3 separate regions of the Homo sapiens genome follow, and regions 1 and 2 are each linked to region 3. The links are chromatin contacts, found by Hi-C or POLR2A ChIA-PET in ENCODE. All regions are on one chromosome and are shown on one strand. Each heading gives the region's core, a stretch centred on a gene start or an enhancer-like site at or near the end of the contact. The rest is flanking DNA. Distances are from core to core; before and after follow the strand shown. Region 1 holds the start of CBR3-AS1 (CBR3 antisense RNA 1). Region 2 holds the start of CLDN14-AS1 (CLDN14 antisense RNA 1). Region 3 holds the start of RIPPLY3 (ripply transcriptional repressor 3).

Region 1 (2,789 bases), core at 89-2,588, 850 kb before region 3:
CACAAACAGACTACTTCTTTTTTCAATGTTAAGTGTAAAGCAGTTCTTTCATCTCTGTTCAGTGCAGTGTTGAGTGTGACTAGGATTTGAAGAACCTAAAAAAAAAAAAAACTCACCTGCTTGCCATCTTCTTGTTTTTTTTTTGTTGTTTTTTGGTTTTTGCTGGTTTTGTTTGCTGCTTTTGTAAAACCAGTTTATCATATTCTCATTAGGAAATCAATTTTCATGAAATTAATTTTTTTTCCTGCTAACTATGGCTCAATCTTTTCGTTTCTCTCTGCTTCTATCTTAAGACCATTCCTCAAATTGACCATGAGAGGATTTACATCTGGGGCACTTGGTATATGCCAAATGGAGACAAAATCAGAATCAGCAGCCTGGCTGGGCCACAGGTCCAGCATCCCAAGCTATTAAAATATTCTTAGTGTTTCCAGGGAAGTGATAGATCCACTTTGGAAGCTGATAATATACCCCTCCCCTAGAAACATGCATATACACAAAGTGTTCTAAACAACTTCCAGGTGCTCATGACCTCCCCCACCTCCCAAGCTCATTGACCACTGCCTCGCCTTCACGAACTCCAGACCTGGTCTGAACATTTCTAAAGGACGCTCGGGAGTTAAAAGGAGCGAGGCCACTGCAGAAATGACAGCCTTCATCCACAAGTGGCCCACTTCGGGTTGGCTGGAGCCACAGCTGGGTGGGGACAGGGCCTGTGCTCAGGTGAGCACTGCCTACCGCGCACCCTCCAGGTGCGTCCTACCCTGAAGCGGTCGGACTGGACCGTCTAGGTCCCAGCGCTCGAGAGGATGGCAGGCAGGGGCTGGTGATTGTCTGGAGATATGAATGCTTTCTAAGGTTGACGTCAAGGTCTCCTTCCTGAGCCACAGTCCACGTGATAAGCTCTGTCCAGGTAGAAATGATCTCACCTCTCCTGTCGCCCAGGGTCGGAAACCTGAGGCCCGTGCGGGCTGGGGCAACTTAGCAGGGGTCCCAAGCCCGCCGCGCCCCCTGCGCCCCAAACGTGTGTGGAGGGCTTGGACGTGGTCCAGAGGGAAAAGATGGGGTGAACCAGGTGCCGCGCACCCTTCGAGGAGCCCCCGCTTCTCCGTTTCTGTGAGTGACTCCAAAGCACCTCCGAGGGCCGACACACGCGCGGACGACCTTGGGCGGGCACTGACCAATGTCCCCTTCCACTCGGTTGTGTCGGGGGTCCCCAGGTGAGGCGCGAACGCCGCCCCGCTCACCTGTACGAGGCCTTTCCCGGAGCAGCCCGGCTACGAAGCGACACCCATGGCGGAGAAGCTAAGGAAGACTCCCGCTCCCTCACACCGCGGCTGAGGCGACTGAACCGCCCCAGTACGCCGGGGCCCTCCCCAAGCCCTGCTCCCAAGCCGAAGCCCCGCCCCCGCGTCTAAGGCCCACCTCCAGGCCCCGCCCCTGACCCCGACTCCGTGAGTCAAGCCTGGCCTTTCAGTCCAGCCCAGCCCGTCGAGGCCCCGCCCCTGTTGTTATGGCCCGCCTCCAGGCACCGCCCTTGATCCCACCTTCATGAGTCAGGCCCCGCCTTCCAGCCTAGCCCGGCCAGCCGAGGCCCCGCCCCTGTAGGGACAGCCCACTTCCAGGCCCCGCCCTTGATCCCGCCTCCTTCGGTCAGGCCCCGTCTTCTAGTTCCGCCCCGCCCGCGGAAACCCCGCCCCCGCGCGCCTATGGCCCACCTCCAGGTCCCGCCCCTGAGCCCGCCTCCAGGCGTCCAGCCCCGCCTTCCAGCCCCGCCCCAAGCGCCGAGGCCCGGCTTCCAGGCTCCGCCCCGACCCGCGCGGTGGGGAAGAGCCGCTGCCGCTGGTTCTCCGGCTCTTCCTCGGCGGTTCTGGCTCCCGGCCGCGCCGCAGCCCTGCCCAGTCTCTCTCCCCCAGCCCGGAGGGCTCCTCCGCGCCGCACGTGAGCGCGCCCGCCAACAGGGCCACTGCCGCGGTAAGTCGTGCCTGCGCCCTGTCCGGCGTCCAGTCCTCAGCCGCTGGGCGAAGCCGGAGGAGCCGGGCATCTCCTCCCCGCCGGCCCGCGGGTCCTTCTCCGGGTCCAGAGGGCTTGGGCGGCGCCGTGGGGCGGCCCGGGGTGCAGGTGGCTTACCGGCGCGCGGCCCGGGCCTGCGGCGCGCTCTGCTGCAGTGCGGGGGCGGAGAGCTCGGGGCCGGAGACCGGGAGGGCAGCGGGGAGACTGGGTGGGGTCCCCTAGGGTTACCCGACCCTGGCGCGGAGGATATGATGCCGGCCACGCCCTCGCCGAGCGGGGCGGCAGGTGCAGGTCCAGGGGTGGGTCGCGGCCCGCGCGCCCTCCCGGGGCCGGCCCACGAAGAGACGCTCAGCCTTTGTTTGCTGGTGCCCTGGCTGGGGAGGAGGCTGGGGACGCAGACCTGTGAGAACTAAGGGCTTTCCTCGTTGGGGAAGACCCCAGTCTTCCAGCCAGTCCCCAGGAGAAGGGATCCGGGCCGCAGTGCGCGCTCTGCCAGCCTGGCCCCTGCGCCCTGCAGGGTTCCCGGCTGCTCGCGGGGACTGTTACCCGCAGTGTTGCCTTACACTCGCGACTGCAGCCCCACAATTGGGAAGACTTTGCTAGGATTTTTTTGGTAAGGCGAGGGAAGACCGTCCCCCCGGCCCCACAAGTCTGCTGCCATTAGGTGGCTTAAATTTTTTCCAGTACAATTTAATTGCCACTTTGAAAGACCACATTCAAAACAGTGTGTCCCAGAGTTGATTAAGCCCATTGGTGATGAGTGTTTCTGTGCTGTG
Region 2 (3,099 bases), core at 293-2,792, 580 kb before region 3:
GGCACAGGAAATAGCCAGAAGGCCTTGAAATGGGAAGACCTGGCCTATTTGAGGAACAGACAGACAGACACTCGTGTGGCTGGAGCTTTGTGCGGCAGCAGGCAGAGAGTGTGTGCTGAGGACAGACGGGAGTCGAGTGTATTCACAGCACACAGGGGACTCCTCATCTGCATTTTAGAAAGAGCTCTCTGGATGCCATGTGGGCAATGAACTGTGGACAGAATCCTAGCCAGGCAGTGACTGCAATAGTCCAGACAGCGGGGACGGACCTGGGCCAGATGCTGGCTTGCAGGGTGGAGGGATAGGCGCATTTGAGGGGTGTTTTGGAGCTCAAGATGGCAGTCATGACTTTGCTGATGATGTGAAATTTTAGGACTGTGTTATTGGAGAGGCCTTAGAGATTTGAATTTTACAGCCAGAAGCAGCCAACCCAGTGGGATTGCCCATGTCTGCCCAGTTTCCCTGAACTCCCCTTCTGGGTGAAGAAGGGACGGCGGCCTGGGAAGGGTAGGTGCTTGTGTTGATCTGTCCAAGGAGCAGACACCAAATTCGCTTTCAAGGAAGTGGAGCCCAGGGCTGGGCTATTTTCCTCTTTTCCACAAGGGACACTTTTCACATAACCCACCCTCCTTCCAACACAGGGATACCGTTCACTCCATCGTGCTTCGTCTCACTCAGCCTCAGCTTGAAGCCCTCTGGCAACGGGGAGCTCATCACTTTGTGAGCTCAGCCCTAGACACTTTTCCCAGTCAGCCCTAGGCAGGCACCTCCTCCACATGTGGAATCAAAACCCAGCTCTTTGGTCAGGCGCGGTGGCGCACGCCTGTAATCCCAGCACTTTGGGGGGCCAGGGCAGGCAGACTGCTTGAGCCCAGGAGTTCAAGACCAGCCTGGACAACATGGTGAAACCCTGTCTCTACAAATTACAAAAAATTAGCCAGATGTGGTGGCACGTGCCTGTAGTCCCAGCTTCTCAGGAGGCTAAGGTGGGAGGATCATCTGAGCCCAGCGAGGTTGAGGCTGCAGTGAGCCGAGATCGCACCACTGTGCTGCAGCCTGGGCAACAGAGTGAGAACAAAACCCCAGCTCTAGGTGTGCCCTCGGCCCCTCCAGGCAGCCTGTGTCCTCTCCCCAGGATTTAAGATCATGCCGCTCTTGTTTTGGGCTTTTTCAGGACAGTTAACTCTTAGGAAGAAGGGACCTCCAAACCTCTAAGTCGCCAAACCACCGCACCGCCCTGGGTGGAAGAAACCGCTTCGGCAGCAGAGGAAACAGCAGCTTCGCAGAGCAGCCTGGCCCGAGTGGCTACACCGGGTCTGTCTGGTCTCAGCTCTGGCCTCTGAGTCATTAGCGTTGTTTTCTTCTGAGGCCAGGGCTTCAGATTAGTCAGGGGCTCCTGTTTCCTGGCTGATAAAGCAGGTGGAAGAAACACAATCTGGCCGCCTAGAGGCTGCGTGAAGCTCGTGACCCTGCGGGGTGACTAACGGAGCTCAGCTGGGTGGGACCAGAAACCACGTCTGGGCACTCCTGAGTCACAGGCTCAGAAGCTTTCGCCTCCGCCTTCAGACTGGCCCTCAGGCTTCCCTGCTCAGAGGCAGGGAATTGTGCAGCTGGAGTTTCATTTTCCAAGGTAACGTAGGGTTTTTATACTGTGCTAAATGAGAGAATGGGAAATGGAGCCTGGGTTGAGATGCCCACAGTGTAACACAAGCCTGCGGCGGGGGAGTCGGTTTCTCTGGGCGAGTACTTTTTTTTTTTTTTCTTTGAGACATAGTCTCACTCTTTCGCCCAGGCTCCAGTGCAGTGGTACCATCTCGGCTCGCTGCAGCCTCGACAGCCCGGGCTCAAGCAATCCTCCCACCTCAGCCCCACAAATAGCTGGGACTACAGGCATGTGCCACTACACCTGGCTAATTTTTGTATTTTTTGTAGAGATGGGGTTTCACTGTGTTGCTGGATCAAATGCTGTAAAGGGTTGAATTATGTACTCCCAAAAAGATACTTGAAGTCCTAACCACCAGTACCTCAGCATGTAATGTTATTTGGAAATAAGGAGGGTCTTTACAGATGTAATCAACTTAAAATGTCACACCCTAAAGCAGTATGACTTGTGTCCTTCTAAAACAGGGAGATGTGGACACACGTAGACATGTATGGAGGGAGGATGTTGTGGACACCCAGGGAGAAGGTGGCACCAACAAGCCAGGTACGCCAAAAGCTGGGAGAGCCTGGAACAGATCCTTCCCTTGTGGAAGGAGCCAACTCAGCCAAGACCTTGATATCGGTTTTGTTTTGTTTTGTTTCTCAAGACGGAGTCTGGCTCTGTTGCCCATGCTGGAGTGCAATGGTGTGATCTCATCTCACTGCAACCTCCACCCTCCAGGTTCAAGCAATTCTCCTGCCTCAGCCTTCTGAGTAGCTGGGATTACAGGCACCTGCCACCACACCTGGGTAGTTTTTTGTATTTTTAGTAGAGACAGGGTTTCACCATGTTGGCCAGGCTGGTCTCCAACTCCTGACCTCAAGTGATCTGCCTGCCTTGGCCTCCCAAAGTGGTGGGATTACAGGCATGATCCATTGTGCCTGCCAAGACCTTGATTTTGGACTTCCCACCTGCAGAACTGGGAGACAGCATGTTTCTTTGTCTAAGCCACTAAGTTTGTGGTGCTTTGTTACGGCAGTCCTAAGAAACCAATTCTGTTTAGGATTTTGAGGAACTGCCAAATCACTTCCCTCCACAGCTGCACCACTTTCATTCCCACCAACAATGTAAGAGGCCACCAATTTCTCCACATCCCCGTCAAAACCTGCTATTTTCCATTTATTTATTTATTTATATTTTGAGTCGGCATCTTGCTCTGTCGCCCAGGCTGGAGTGCAGTGGTGCGATCTTGGCTCACTGCATCCTCTGCCTCCCAGGTTCAAGTGATTCTCCTGCCTCACCCTCCCAAGTAGCTGGGATTACAGGCGCCTGCCACCACGCCCGGCTGATTTTTGTCTATTTAGTAGAATTGGGGTTTTGCCATGTTGGCCCGGCTGATGTTGAACTCTTGACCTCAAGTGATCCACTCGCGTCAGCCTCCCAAAGTGCTGGGATTA
Region 3 (2,700 bases), core at 158-2,657:
TGCAGTGGCACACTCTCGGCTCACTGCAACCTCCGCCTCCCAGATTCAAGCCATTCTCCTGCCTCAGCCTCCCAAGTAGCTGGGATTACAGGAGCCTGCCACCACGCCCGGCTAATTTTTTTATTTTTAGTAGAGACGGGTTTCACCATATTGGCCAGACTGATCTCGAACTCCTGACTTCAAGTGATCCATCCACCTGCCTCGGTCTCCCAAAGTGCTGGGATTACAGGTGAGAACCACCGCGCCTGGCCTAGTTCTTCGATTTTTTAACATCCATCACAGTAACTTAAATTATATAAAGTAACTACCCCTGAGGAGCCCGGGGTAGTTGAAGGCCCTCCAGCGCCTTCGGTGTTCTGTCGCAGTGCTCTACGTGTGAAACCGCTTTCTCCCACCCTGGCCGTGCGCTGGTGATGGTGGCAGCGGCGCTCCAGCGACGCCCGGGGAAGTGTCCCCAGGGTCGGGCAAGGTCGCTTCTGCTGGTCGGGAGGCCCTTTCTAAGCCTGGCTGGGGCTAACCGAAGGAGAAGCCCGCCGCTCCAGGCTTTATTAAAAATTCGCATTCTTTCCAAGGCCGCCATCGGTGGGAAGGGTGCGCTCGTAGCACCCCTCTTGCTCGGTTCCATTCCTGGCCTTCTGTCTCCTGGAAGGGTCGCCGCGCCCCACCCCACCCGCTTCGCCACGGGTTCGAGCCCTGGCGTCGGGGCGTCCGGGAGCCCACTGTCCAGCACCGAAGGCAAGGCCGGTGCACGCGGACCCGAGGATTCGGTAGATGTCCCCGAAGACCCGCTGCCGCTCTAAGGCGGTGGAAGCGAGATTCTCCGGAAACCCAGGGAATCCGATGCTCGCACAGGACCAAAGCCCGAGGCCGCGGGGACCACAGAGGGACGGAGAAGCCGGGACTCCTCACATCCCACATCCGGCAGGGGAAGCCCAGCAGGTGAGCGCAGGTCCCCCCAGTCCCCGAGGGAGTGCGCCCGACGGAAACGCCCCTAGCCCGCGGGCCTCGCTTTCCTCTCCCGGGTTCCTGGGTCACTTCCCGCTGTCTCCAGCCCGAGCTCGTGGCCCCAATCCCTGGTACCTCCATCCTCTGGTCACCCCTTCTCTGGTGCCCCCTCCCCGACTTTTCTTTGTCCCGTCCCCACCCTTGCCCGGGCCTGCCGGACCCCCCTCCTTGACACCCGGCGCCACCTCCTTGAGCTTTTCTCGTCTCCTCCCCATCCCCGGCTCCCTGGTCCCCTCCCGGAACTTCTCTGGTCCCCTCCGCTCCTCCGACCCGGGCTTTTCCTTCGTACCCTGCGGCCCCCTCCGCACCCCTCACGGAGCTCCTCGGGTCCTGCCCCCTCCCAGCGCTTGCCCGCGCCGCCCCGCCCCCGTTTTTAAACCTGGCGCGCGGGTAGGTGAGCGCGTTAGCCCGAGTGGATCTAGGCGCGCTCGTAGGCCGGCGCCGCAGCAAGGGGCGCGGGCTCCGCCGGCACCATGGAGCCCGAAGCGGCGGCCGGAGCCCGGAAGGCGCGGGGGCGCGGCTGTCACTGCCCCGGGGACGCTCCCTGGAGGCCTCCGCCACCGCGCGGGCCGGAGAGGTGAGGGTGGCCCCGCGCCCCGGTGGACGCGCTGAGAGGCGTGCGCGGTGGCGGTGCGGGGAGCGCAGCGAGCGGGAGGCTGGGGCGCTGCTGAACCCCCGATCCCCAGCGGAGCTCCGGAGCTCGACGGCGACGCCAAGCAAGCTCCTGAGCCGGCAGCCGGGTTCCCGGGAGGGGCGCTCAGTTCTCCGGTTCCAACGCACAGCTCTGAAGTGCGGAGGCCCAGGATGTAGCTGGCCAGGAAAGGGGCCGACGCTTCCGTGTAGAGGAGATCTCAGTTAGCCAGCCGGGGACACTGCAGTCTCGGGCTCCTAAGCCAGCCTTGCAAAGGCAATCTCTCACCTTGCTACTTTCTCGGTAGCCGTTTCTGTTGTCCCTGGATTGGGGGCTCGGCGTTCGCTGTCCCTGGGCACCAACCCTTTTAAAGACAGTAACGTTGTAGGAAATCAAATTAGCCAGGGAGGTAGGGAAGGGACCGGGTAGGCCGGATGGGCCAGGTAGCCAGGCAGGAGAAAGATTCCCTCTTTTTTTTTTTTTTTTTTTTTTTTTTGAGACAGGGTCTCACTGTGTCGCCCAGGCTGGAGTGCAATGGCGTGATCTCGGCTCACGGGAACCTCCGCCTCCCGGGTTCAAGCGATTTTCCTGCCTCAGCCTCCTGAGTAGCAGGGATTACACGCGCCTGCCACCACGCCCGGCTAATTTTTGTATTTTTAGTAGAGACTGGGTTTCGCCATGTTGGCCAGGCTGGTCTCGAACTCCTGACCTCGAGTGATCCAGTAACCTCAGCCTCCCAAAGTGCTGGGATTACAGGTGTGAGCCACCGCGCCCAGCCCCCTTTTTTTGTTTGTTTGTTTTTCATCCTACAACTCTGTAAAATCATCTCTGTAGAATCAATCTCCTTCCGTGACCAAGGTGGTGTGATTGAAATTAACCGGGGACAAAGTAGACAGCTATAGTTGGGGAACCCCGAATTGAACAATTCAGCCAGGATTTGCAGGGAGAGAAATCTCTCAACTAATGGGTTCCCTGATAATTGTGTGAGATTCGGGACCTCCCTTCTCAAAGCTTAACTGGAGACAGAGAACTGGGGACGTAGCAGGAGAGAAAAAACACAAATG

The links. Hi-C counts contacts between places; a loop is a spot of excess contacts on that map. ChIA-PET counts read pairs that join two places held with the same protein, here RNA polymerase II (POLR2A). Pooled maps may share reads with other maps.
Region 1: a pooled map shows a loop between it and region 3 (4-fold over the local background). The contact joins the promoter of CBR3-AS1 here to the promoter of RIPPLY3 in region 3. A Hi-C loop is called at or near these places in 1 of 168 maps with a recorded cell type or tissue (CD4-positive, alpha-beta memory T cell), 1 of 37 single-sample maps with no recorded cell type and 4 of 50 pooled maps. POLR2A ChIA-PET finds 5 or more read pairs at or near these places in 1 of 52 experiments (PC-9).
Region 2: a pooled map shows a loop between it and region 3 (2.8-fold over the local background). The contact joins the promoter of CLDN14-AS1 here to the promoter of RIPPLY3 in region 3. A Hi-C loop is called at or near these places in 1 of 168 maps with a recorded cell type or tissue (mammary epithelial cell) and 8 of 50 pooled maps. POLR2A ChIA-PET finds 5 or more read pairs at or near these places in 1 of 52 experiments (H1).

What each region holds. Positions count from the first base shown.
Region 1 is chr21:36,154,970-36,157,758 of GRCh38, forward strand. CBR3-AS1 (CBR3 antisense RNA 1) reads right to left here and starts at 1,339. Exons shown (of 3, transcript NR_038893.1): 1 at 1,248-1,339. It overlaps DOP1B (DOP1 leucine zipper like protein B), which reads left to right and starts at 1,855. Exons shown (of 37, transcript NM_001320714.2): 1 at 1,855-1,974. RefSeq lists enhancers at 381-1,048, 1,049-1,715, 1,100-1,149, 1,230-1,289 and silencers at 1,470-2,019, 2,050-2,349.
Region 2 is chr21:36,428,783-36,431,881 of GRCh38, forward strand. CLDN14-AS1 (CLDN14 antisense RNA 1) reads left to right here and starts at 1,543. Exons shown (of 3, transcript NR_183530.1): 1 at 1,543-1,630. RefSeq lists enhancers at 1,382-2,257, 1,544-1,603.
Region 3 is chr21:37,005,295-37,007,994 of GRCh38, forward strand. RIPPLY3 (ripply transcriptional repressor 3) reads left to right here and starts at 1,408. Exons shown (of 4, transcript NM_018962.3): 1 at 1,408-1,582. The coding sequence starts at 1,479. RefSeq lists an enhancer at 749-1,249 and a silencer at 1,473-1,582.